Linked DNA regions of Mus musculus: regions 1 and 3 are each linked to region 2. The links are chromatin contacts, found by Hi-C or POLR2A ChIA-PET in ENCODE. All regions are on one chromosome and are shown on one strand. The core of a region is the stretch at or near the end of the contact, and the rest is flanking DNA. Distances in the headings are between cores, read along the strand shown.

What was found. A loop is a pair of places that touch in the nucleus more often than their neighbours do. ChIA-PET counts read pairs that join two places held with the same protein, here RNA polymerase II (POLR2A).
Region 1: POLR2A ChIA-PET joins it to region 2 with 30 read pairs in Patski. The contact joins the promoter of Spag7 here to the promoter of Zfp3 in region 2. A Hi-C loop is called at or near these places in 2 of 37 maps with a recorded cell type or tissue (mouse trophoblast stem cell and v-Abl transformed pro-B cells). POLR2A ChIA-PET finds 5 or more read pairs at or near these places in 4 of 5 experiments (Patski and embryonic stem cell).
Region 3: POLR2A ChIA-PET joins it to region 2 with 17 read pairs in Patski. The contact joins the promoter of Rnf167 here to the promoter of Zfp3 in region 2. A Hi-C loop is called at or near these places in 11 of 37 maps with a recorded cell type or tissue (CH12.LX, Patski, heart and 5 more). POLR2A ChIA-PET finds 5 or more read pairs at or near these places in 2 of 5 experiments (Patski and embryonic stem cell).

The regions. Positions count from the first base shown.
Region 1 is chr11:70,667,930-70,670,845 of GRCm38, forward strand. Spag7 (sperm associated antigen 7) reads right to left here and starts at 1,487. Exons shown (of 7, transcript NM_172561.3): 1 at 1,268-1,487. The coding sequence starts at 1,352. Camta2 (calmodulin binding transcription activator 2) reads right to left here. Exons shown (of 23, transcript NM_001190376.1): 21 at 2,620-2,807; 22 at 2,417-2,491; 23 at 1,534-2,333. The coding sequence ends at 2,270.
Region 2 is chr11:70,763,107-70,765,869 of GRCm38, forward strand. It overlaps Zfp3 (zinc finger protein 3), which reads left to right and starts at 1,341. Exons shown (of 2, transcript NM_177565.3): 1 at 1,341-1,443.
Region 3 is chr11:70,645,786-70,648,796 of GRCm38, forward strand. It overlaps Rnf167 (ring finger protein 167), which reads left to right and starts at 1,450. Exons shown (of 9, transcript NM_027445.3): 1 at 1,450-2,167; 2 at 2,244-2,324. The coding sequence starts at 2,084. Slc25a11 (solute carrier family 25 (mitochondrial carrier oxoglutarate carrier), member 11) reads right to left here and starts at 1,254. Exons shown (of 8, transcript NM_024211.3): 1 at 983-1,254; 2 at 291-443; 3 at 1-205. The coding sequence starts at 1,077.

The DNA of each region.
Region 1 (2,916 bases), core at 237-2,736, 95 kb before region 2:
TCAGCTTAGTAACCTGAGACCCGAGGCAAGTGGCTAAAGCCTCCTATTCTGACGGCTGATGGGAGCACACCTATTACTCAGCTGAACATTAAGTAACTCTAACTCCTGTTTCCTATTAAGCTCTGCTTTCCCATAGCTTTCGAACAGACTGCACTCCCTTTACTGAGTTACCTATTCTTTGTTGCTCGGCTCATTTCAGACAAGCCTGGGACTCCCAATTAATCTTTCCTACACATGTATATTAATTGGTTATTAAAATTCCGTATGATCATTAATAAACGTCCCAGACATGGTCTATAATCTCCTTGATGAGCATCTTTGGCTTCACAAGTTTTGTAAATAAGGGAGTACAGATATTTAACAGTCTTTGAACATTCTGAAAGCATCCTGTCTTGCCTCCTTTGAGCAGATGGGTAGTAGGTGCGGGTAGGAGACTTATCCACGACCAAGGCTCACGTGGTTGGGAGCTGGATGCACCTAAGGCTATCCTTTCTATAAAGTCCTTCACATGCGCTCCAAGCCAATACAGGGCAGGCCACTTCGGGCCGCACCCTACCCTGGCTGCCAAACCCCAGCGAGCTTTCTGGTTAGCTACTCAGCGCGGGGGCTGGGAAGGAGAGATGGCGAATCGGAGCCTGCGGGGCATTCTCATCTCTCCAATCAACATCACGATCTAGTTGGGCAGCACAGGAATTTAAGGCTATAGTTAGGAAAGGGCGGTGGAAGGTATGAGGGACTGGGTCAACTCAAGAAGGGGCATAAAGATAGGAGGATCCAGCCAACCAATGGGAGGAGCTGAGGCTGAGGTCGGTCAGAAAAGGTAACACTTTAAAGGTAGAGCTTTTGGCTGAGCTAGCCAATAGAGGGGAACAGACGGGTGGATGGGCGTGCCCTAAACTCAATCGTAATAGAACTGGAGATTCGCGGGACCGAGGCGATGGATACGACATCCTCCAATCGGAAGAAAGGCATCCTACTAATCAGAGCTCACCAACAGCAGACAGGCAGGCCCGTTGACCAATCGCAAACAAGGACTGTAAAAGGCGAGGATAGGAAGAAGAGACTGGAGGTAGAAGGCAGGCTGAGGTAGCCAATCATTGTTTGCAAAAGACAGCGGGCGGGCCGACAGGCCTTTTAGGGACTCTGAGGGTCTCAGAAGTGGCCTGTGGGGGGTCTGTTAGGGTAGGAGGTGGCATTATTCAAAGAGGGAAGAGTGTGGTCCCAAGAATCGGGCGAAGATACGCGGTTGTGAATCTGGGATCCTCACCTCGGGCCTTGCGCCGACTCTCCTGGTCACCGAGGCTGGGTGGTTTCTCCATGGAGCTCAGGATGGAGCCCAGTAGGTCCGCCATCTTGGGAATGAGTGAGAGGGGGCGGTGCGTCTTAAAGGGAAGGACGAAATGCCTTTAAGGCCGGAAACACGTCGGAAGCGAAAAACCGCGCTGCTCCGCCCCGCTTAAGGCAGCGAGATGAGGCCGGCGACTTGCGTGGCGACCTTCCTACCCCGCCCCCAGCAGAGAGAGGCCGGAGGCTAGCTGGTGCAGAGACGTTTAATGGCAATTCGTATAAACCAAGCCCATGCACAAGTAGAAAGTGCTCGTGGAGCCAGCCGGGGGCTCCCGCCGCGCCAGGGAATCAGACGCCCGGCCGCGCAGCGCCTTAAATAGATTCTTCACTATACTCTGTATGTTACAGTTATGTACACACCCCTCCCCACGGGAGCGGGACTCCGCCTCGCGATCCTATGTACACCCCCTCCTCTTTGGCCCCTACGTGGGCGACCAGAGAGTCAGGGTGATGGGGAAGACAGGGCCAGGAAAGGAGGAAACAGACGCAAACATGCGGAGTCAAGGTGGGGGCAGTCACCCCTGAAACACGAGGGCGCGCGCAGCGAAGGCAGCGGTGGGGACCGAGGCGGATACATTCATCAGAGACTCTCGAACAAATAAATAAGGCAAGTCAGGAAGGTCCGAGTCAGGTGCAGGCAGGAACGGGGATATGGAGAAGGTGCAGGCAGGGCTCCGGAGGTCACAGCTGAAGATGCAGATATGTGGGGCGTGGGTCTTCTGGAGCCGGAGACCAAAAGAGGAGGCACAACCAGAAGGGAGGAAACGTGTAAGGCCTGGGGGCGGGGGTTCTACGAAGGGCTCCCAAAAAGGTGAAGGGGTGAAGAGCTGCCGACAGGGGGCTCCCCTAGTCCCGAAAGCCCTCTCCTTGTTTAGACAGCCAGAAGGGGCTCCCAGGGTTTTGAAGAAAGGCGTTGGAGAGGTCAGGTGGCCAGTCCTGGCTGGGGCAGCCCCTCCAGCTCCTGGTTCTGCTTCAGTTCCCTCATTCTGCGGAGAGACAGAGCCAAGTCAGAGGAGACTGATGGATCAGAAAAGGTGTCAGGGCAGAGAGGTAAGGATGGGGTTAGAACCTGTGTCGGCAGCGCCGCAGGAACCTCATTATTTTCCGGGCTGCCTGGTCTTGCTTCTTGGTGAGAAAGGTGCCCCTGGTGGGAAAGAAGAGTCCCCACTTTAAGACCATTGTAGGGAAAGGCTGGAGGGCCGATAGAGGTAGTGGGCATTAACAAAGAGGTAAACTGAGGGCTGTATAGGGGCAGGAAGGGGTGGTCCCTACTTGTTTCGAGCAGGAAGGGGGCCTGAGGGCCGGTGAGGAGGCCCCGGCCTGCGGCGGTAGGAGCGGTAGTGCTGCTGGATAAGCACCGCTGCTCGGCGGCTCTGCTGAAACCGCTTCTGTTCATAGTAGCTTCGGAACTTGCTCTGAATCAGGATGGCCGCCTGAGTCATTTTCTTATAGAGTGCAAACTGCAGGGAAGGAGAGGGGGGACAGGAGCTGAAATGGAGAGACAGAAATCCAAACCTCTGAAGGTCACCCTTCAATTAGGCTGATGTAGAGCCCGTTCTCTGACCCACC
Region 2 (2,763 bases), core at 91-2,590:
TGGTGTTTTCTTGCTCAGGTTTAGTTATTCCCTCCCTGTGCCCCCATCTCTCCCTTTGGGAATAGTCATGTGTATTCTGCACTGTTATATTTTGGAGCATCGGGATTACAGTTGCTCATGGGCTCTGGGGATTCGAACTCAGGTCCTTCCACTGCATGGCAAGTGCTTTAACTCCATGAGTCATCTCCCCAGCCCTTACCTCAGAACTAGTTACTCAAAACTAGTTACCCCCCCTGCCTTTTCTTCAAATGTCTTGTTTTTATTTCATTTATTTATTTTGTTTAACAGTACTAGGGGTTGAATTTAGGGCCTACCTAGCACATTCCAGGCAAGTGCTCGACCTCTAAGCCACACCCCCAGCCTCCTTTGCCTTTTCTCGGTTCAGATCTCCTTGTTTAGGTCTATTACAAAGACCATGGCTTCAGAAAAGACCTGATTCCTTACAAATGTTGCTTCAAACTGCACCACCTTCCCAGATAGCAACTGGAAGGAAGGACTGTTCAGTCTTATTTGTATCTAATGTTCACCTCTGGACCAGTCAGAAGGAAGGGGATAATGTGATTAGTCAAGCCAGGGCCACCACTGAGCATAATTAATTCAAGGCCAGTCCTAACTGCCTCAACCTCTCCCTCCCCCACACAGAGATCTACTTCACTGGGCTTGGTTGCTCACTTCAGCAGTTGGAAGGCTGAGGCAGGAGGATCACCACATTCATAGTCACATACGTGCTGTGCTAAAAGACCAAATTTATTCAAGAAGAGAGAAAGGCCAGCAAATAGTGCAGTTCCCATTGCCTGCGGAAAACGGAAATCACACTCAACCTTGAGTTTTTTGTCAAAGCATCACTCCCTGAAGCCTTCCTGACCTCAAAGCAGGCCTCCCCTCCCCCCTCGCTCCTAGAAGATGACAGGCGCACCCTAAATCTAGGAACCGGAGTTGACAGACTCTTGGAAAGCGGGAGGTGAGGCACAAACGCGGCTGCTCGACACGTCCCCGCGGGAAGCGTGGCGGAGTTTCGAGTTTTCCAGCCCACGGAAACGTCAGGGGCGCGCAGAGCGGCTGCTGCGGGGCGGAAGTGCATCCCCGGGGCCCGTCTAGGAAACCGGGAGGACCCTGCGCGTCAGTGGTCAAGGGACACAGTGGGTTTCGCGAGGTGCATGGGACATTCCAGCTAGCCGACCGGCCCTGTCCGACCGGGCGAAGATGGGGTGAATGTGGGCGAGAACGGCAGACGGGAAAGCTGAGACGGGCATGGGGGCGTGGGCTCGCTGGCCACCTGTTCCTCCCGCGAGTGCGGCTCGCGCGGATTGGCCGCAGTGCGCCCGGTACCGGAAGTGGCCGGCGTGGGTCGCCCGTGACACCAGACAACAGCTGCGGTTCTGTGCGCGCCGCGGTGCAGCGCCTCGGGCCCGGCGGAGGGAGCGTGGGCGGCATCCGCCAGCGGTGAGGCCTCTCTGGTTCCGTCGTGCCCGGGGGAGGAGGGCGCGGGGCTCCCGGCCTGGAGCTGGAGTTCTGACTGTAGGCCCGCCCCTGACTCGGGTTTGCTGTGTGACCTTGGACTTTATGGCATCGGGGGCTCCTACTCATTTGCACACGGAGAGGGTGGAGCCTGGGCACTGTCAGGGGCCCGATCCTAATTCTGCTTGCAGGCCTTGTCAGCCAGGGAAACTGGAGAAGCAGGCTCCGACACGGGCATGCCAAAGACCTATGCCTATTTTTCTTCTCTCTCTCTCTCTCTCTCATTTCATTCTCTAAGTATACTGCTAGAACGAATAGCAGGCAAAAATTGGGGGCCCCGTGGCATGTTGTGACCTGTGCTGGCAGGCAGGACATTGGCTTACTAAGGTTAAAGAAAGATGATAGAATTGGGACTAAAGAGAAGACACAGTAGTTCTTGCTGCTCTTCCAGAAGACCCTAGTTTGGTTCCCAGAACTCAAATCAGGCGCCTCGTATCATCTGTAACTCATGTGCACACACATCTATAACTCTGTAGCAACACACAACTACACATAGTTAAGAATAATAATAATAATCATAAATGAGACTGAATTGAGCACAGAATTGACAGAGTTCCCTTGATCCTGGATACCAAAGGAGGAAGATAAATAGTGTCTTGGGAGAAAGAACTTTTCTTGTTGTTGCCTTAGTTTGACTTTTTTTTTTTTTTTTGAGATAGGGTCTCCCTACATATCTCTGGCTAGTCTTGAACTCACTAGGTAGATCAGGTTGACTTAAGACTTTCAGAGATCCATCTGCTTCTGTCTTCCATGTGCTGATATTAAAGGTGTGGGTCATCGTGCTCGGCTAAGAACTTATTTTTATAAAACGTTGATACCAGTTATCTGTCAGACACTGCTCTGGTCTCTTTAGGGACAATGGTGAATGGAATCTTCAATTAACCTTTAAAACAACTGCAGACATTCACCCAGATAGCTCAGAAACCTCACTTAATGTTTTCCAGGTATCAGAAATGTGCTAAGCACTGAGGTTAACAAGATGAGTAGAATGTCATCCTTGGTCACATTGTAGAACAGTGGTGCTCAGCCTGTGAGGTGCAACCCCTCTGAGACTTGAATATCCCCTTTACAATATATACACTACCACTCGTAATGGCAAAATTATAATTATGAAGACGCAATGAAAATAATTTTATGGTCGGAGGTCACCACAACGTGTGTACTATGGGGTTGAAGTGGCACTAGGAAGGTTGAGAACCGCTGCCCTAGAGAAAAGCAAATGCATAATGCGGTGGCATGATGTCT
Region 3 (3,011 bases), core at 200-2,699, 120 kb before region 2:
ACCATCAGCAGTCATCCTGATGAGAGCCACCTCAGCTGGCGTTCCCACAAATGCACCAGTTGCACCTGCAGTCATGCCAATCAGGGCTTTCAGAAGAAAGCCAGGGGGTGTACCATCAGCCCCAGTCAGGCGCTCAAACAACACAGTATATATTCCAAGGCGAGTAGTGGTGTAGGTGGCCTGGCGCAGTAGACCAGCTGACAGCCTGAAGAGTAGAAATGTCAGCACATCAGGCCAAGGTCTGGACCTGCCAACCAACAACTTCCCTCCCCAACTTGAGGCCACAGTACCCAGTGTAAATGCCCTTCAGGCCTTCTGTCTTCAGGATGCTGGTGAGGGCATGGAAACTGGTTTTGTACTCTCGAGTCTTGGCCCCTTCACCACTCAACTGCATCCGGTTCTTCACCAGGTCCAGGGGCTGCACAAAGACTGTAGCACCCATCCTGAAGTGAGGCAGGAAAGGGAATCAGAGGTCAGTGGTTCCAGCTCTACTGCAACCTGGCAAGAAGTTACAAAGGTCAGGGCCACTAAGGATTCAGGAGGCTGGTGGGCATGTGTGTTAAGTGTGTGCATCAAGGGCAACGTGCCAGCAAAAGAGTCCAGTTGCCCAGTAAGGGGCATGCAAATCAAAAAGCCTCAGGCAGTTCTTTAGGGTTCAAGCAGAATTAGGACTACAGGCGATCTAAAGAAAGGTGGAGAGGGCGTCCCCATCCTAAGACTCCAAGCAGTCCTATAACAAAGCCTTTAATGACCTATACCCACCACCCAAACAGGCACAACGAAGCAAAGGTGGTGGAAACACAGGGTAAAGATCCTTGAATGCAGCACAGTTGGGTCCCTGCAAAGGATGAATAGATCCTGGCAACCCATCAGGGACCCTGCACCGGCTCAATTTACTGCAACACACCCCAAGTTACACTGGGCCCAGGTGCTTGCTCCCGTCCCTTCCTCCTTTTCCCCCATCACTGGGGCCTGAGCTTACCCAGCCAGGCCCCCAAACAGGAACTTGACAGACTTAGGGGAGGTACGGGGTTTCCCGTCCATCCGGCCAGCCCCAGGACTCGCCGTCGCCGCCATCGCCCCTTGATGGCCCTCGGCTTTGGGTCCCGTGCACGTACAGCCCCGCTCGCGCCCAAGGTGACACCAGCGCGCAACAGGGTGAGGGCGCGCGCGCGCACGCCCCTCCGACAGGCAAATCTGGCTCCAGCTGGAAGCTGGGGCGGGCGCAGGCTCGGAGCGCAAAGGCAGCCGGGGAATAAGGCGGGGCTAAGATGCACGATGAAGGGGCGTGGCCGATTTAGGAAGCTACCCTAAATTCCCGCCCCTCCGGAATTGGAATCGCGGGGAAAAAAAAAAAAAAAAAGCTTGTTTGAAAACCTCGCGAGAGCAAGTGAATCAGCCGAGTTCGGGCTATGAGGCCTCTCGCGATATATTTCAGCGGCGAAAGGGGGTGGGGGGGTGGAGGGAGGGTGGTGGCAAGCACTCTCGCGATACTTTGAACGTACCGTGGCGGCCAGACGAAGGAGAGGTTTGTAAACAGGGCAGCTCCAGGATCTCAGGGACTGAGGGAAAAAAACTAGATCGTCTCCTGAGCATCGAAGCTCCCTCCATCTCCGCAGGCTCCTTCTACATGTCAAACATTTCTTTCAACCGGCCTCTCGGGACCGGAAGTCCTCCGTCCTGAGCGTCCAATACTGGAATTGGCCTTTCTTACCGGAAACCCTTTTCCAGGGGCATAGGAAGACAGTCTACCTGGCCGGAAGTCCCACCTCTTTGAGGTTTCTCCTACCCTTCCGGAAGTTTTTTTGTTGTTGTTGTTACCTGTTTGCCTTCGCTCCTATTCTGTCCTATTTCTGTACTAGAGAAAGATACATTGTCTCCCCTACCAGCTCCGCTAAGCTGGTTTGATAGCTCACTCCCTGAATCGGAGTTCCTTCCCCGACGCCCCCATGTAGCTGAGAAGTGGGACCTAGGGGTGGTTGGACCCCTGGGATCCTGAAGGAGAGGCAGAGGAGGGCGCAGGACTCGGCTTCTGCTCCTGCGATCAGAACGCGACCTTCGCAGCTTTACCCCTCCCGCTGCCATGCACCCTGCGGCCTTCCCGCTTCCTGTTGTCGTGGCTACTGTACTGTGGGGAGCAGCCCCTGTCCGAGGGCTGATTCGAGCGGTGAGTCTGAGGGTCGGACGGGGACAGGGTGCTGAGAATGGGGTTCAGACTGAAACACGTAGTGTTCCGTCTGCAGACTTCGGAGCACAATGCCAGCATGGACTTTGCAGACCTTCCAGCTCTGTTTGGGGCCACTCTGAGCGACGAGGGACTGCAGGTGATGTTTTCCCCATTTCCCTATATGGATCCTGGGTAGGGGCGAAGTGGCCGTGCTCAGGAGGTAGGAAGTAGTGGAGTTAGCAGCGGAATGCAGTGGACTGCGGATAGTTCAATGATAGGGTGCTTTTTCTAGTATGAGTGAGATTCTAGGTTGAATCTCCAGCAAAAAAAAAAAAGTGTCCCCAATCCAGAAAAACCTAAGTGCATGATCATGTCCAGCGCGCAGAGTCCAGAATCCAGAGATAATAGATAGTGCCCACCTCTAGAACTTAACATTTTTTATTTTATATGCATAGGTGTGAGAGTGTCAGATCCCCTGGAACTGGAGTTACAGTCAGTTGTGAGCTGCTACATGGATGCTAGGAACTGAACTCCGGTTCTCTGGAAGAACAGCCAGTGCGCTTAAGCACTGAACCATCTACAACCCCTAGAACTCCCAAGTTTAAGAGGGAGTCTGAGAGTGGGCTAAGATAAAAAGCAGGTGCTTATCAGCAGTCTCTGGAGCAACTTACTGTTTGTATAGATGGCCATGGACAGCTTTTTATGGGTTCTGAGTCAAATGAGAAATAGAAATTAACCTAGGGCTATCGTGCCAGTGTGATAAGCATGTCTGTAGTAGTTCACTACAAAGTTCATGCCACATAGCAAGAATTCATTCGGCCACAGTTAGCAGTAGAGTTGTAAG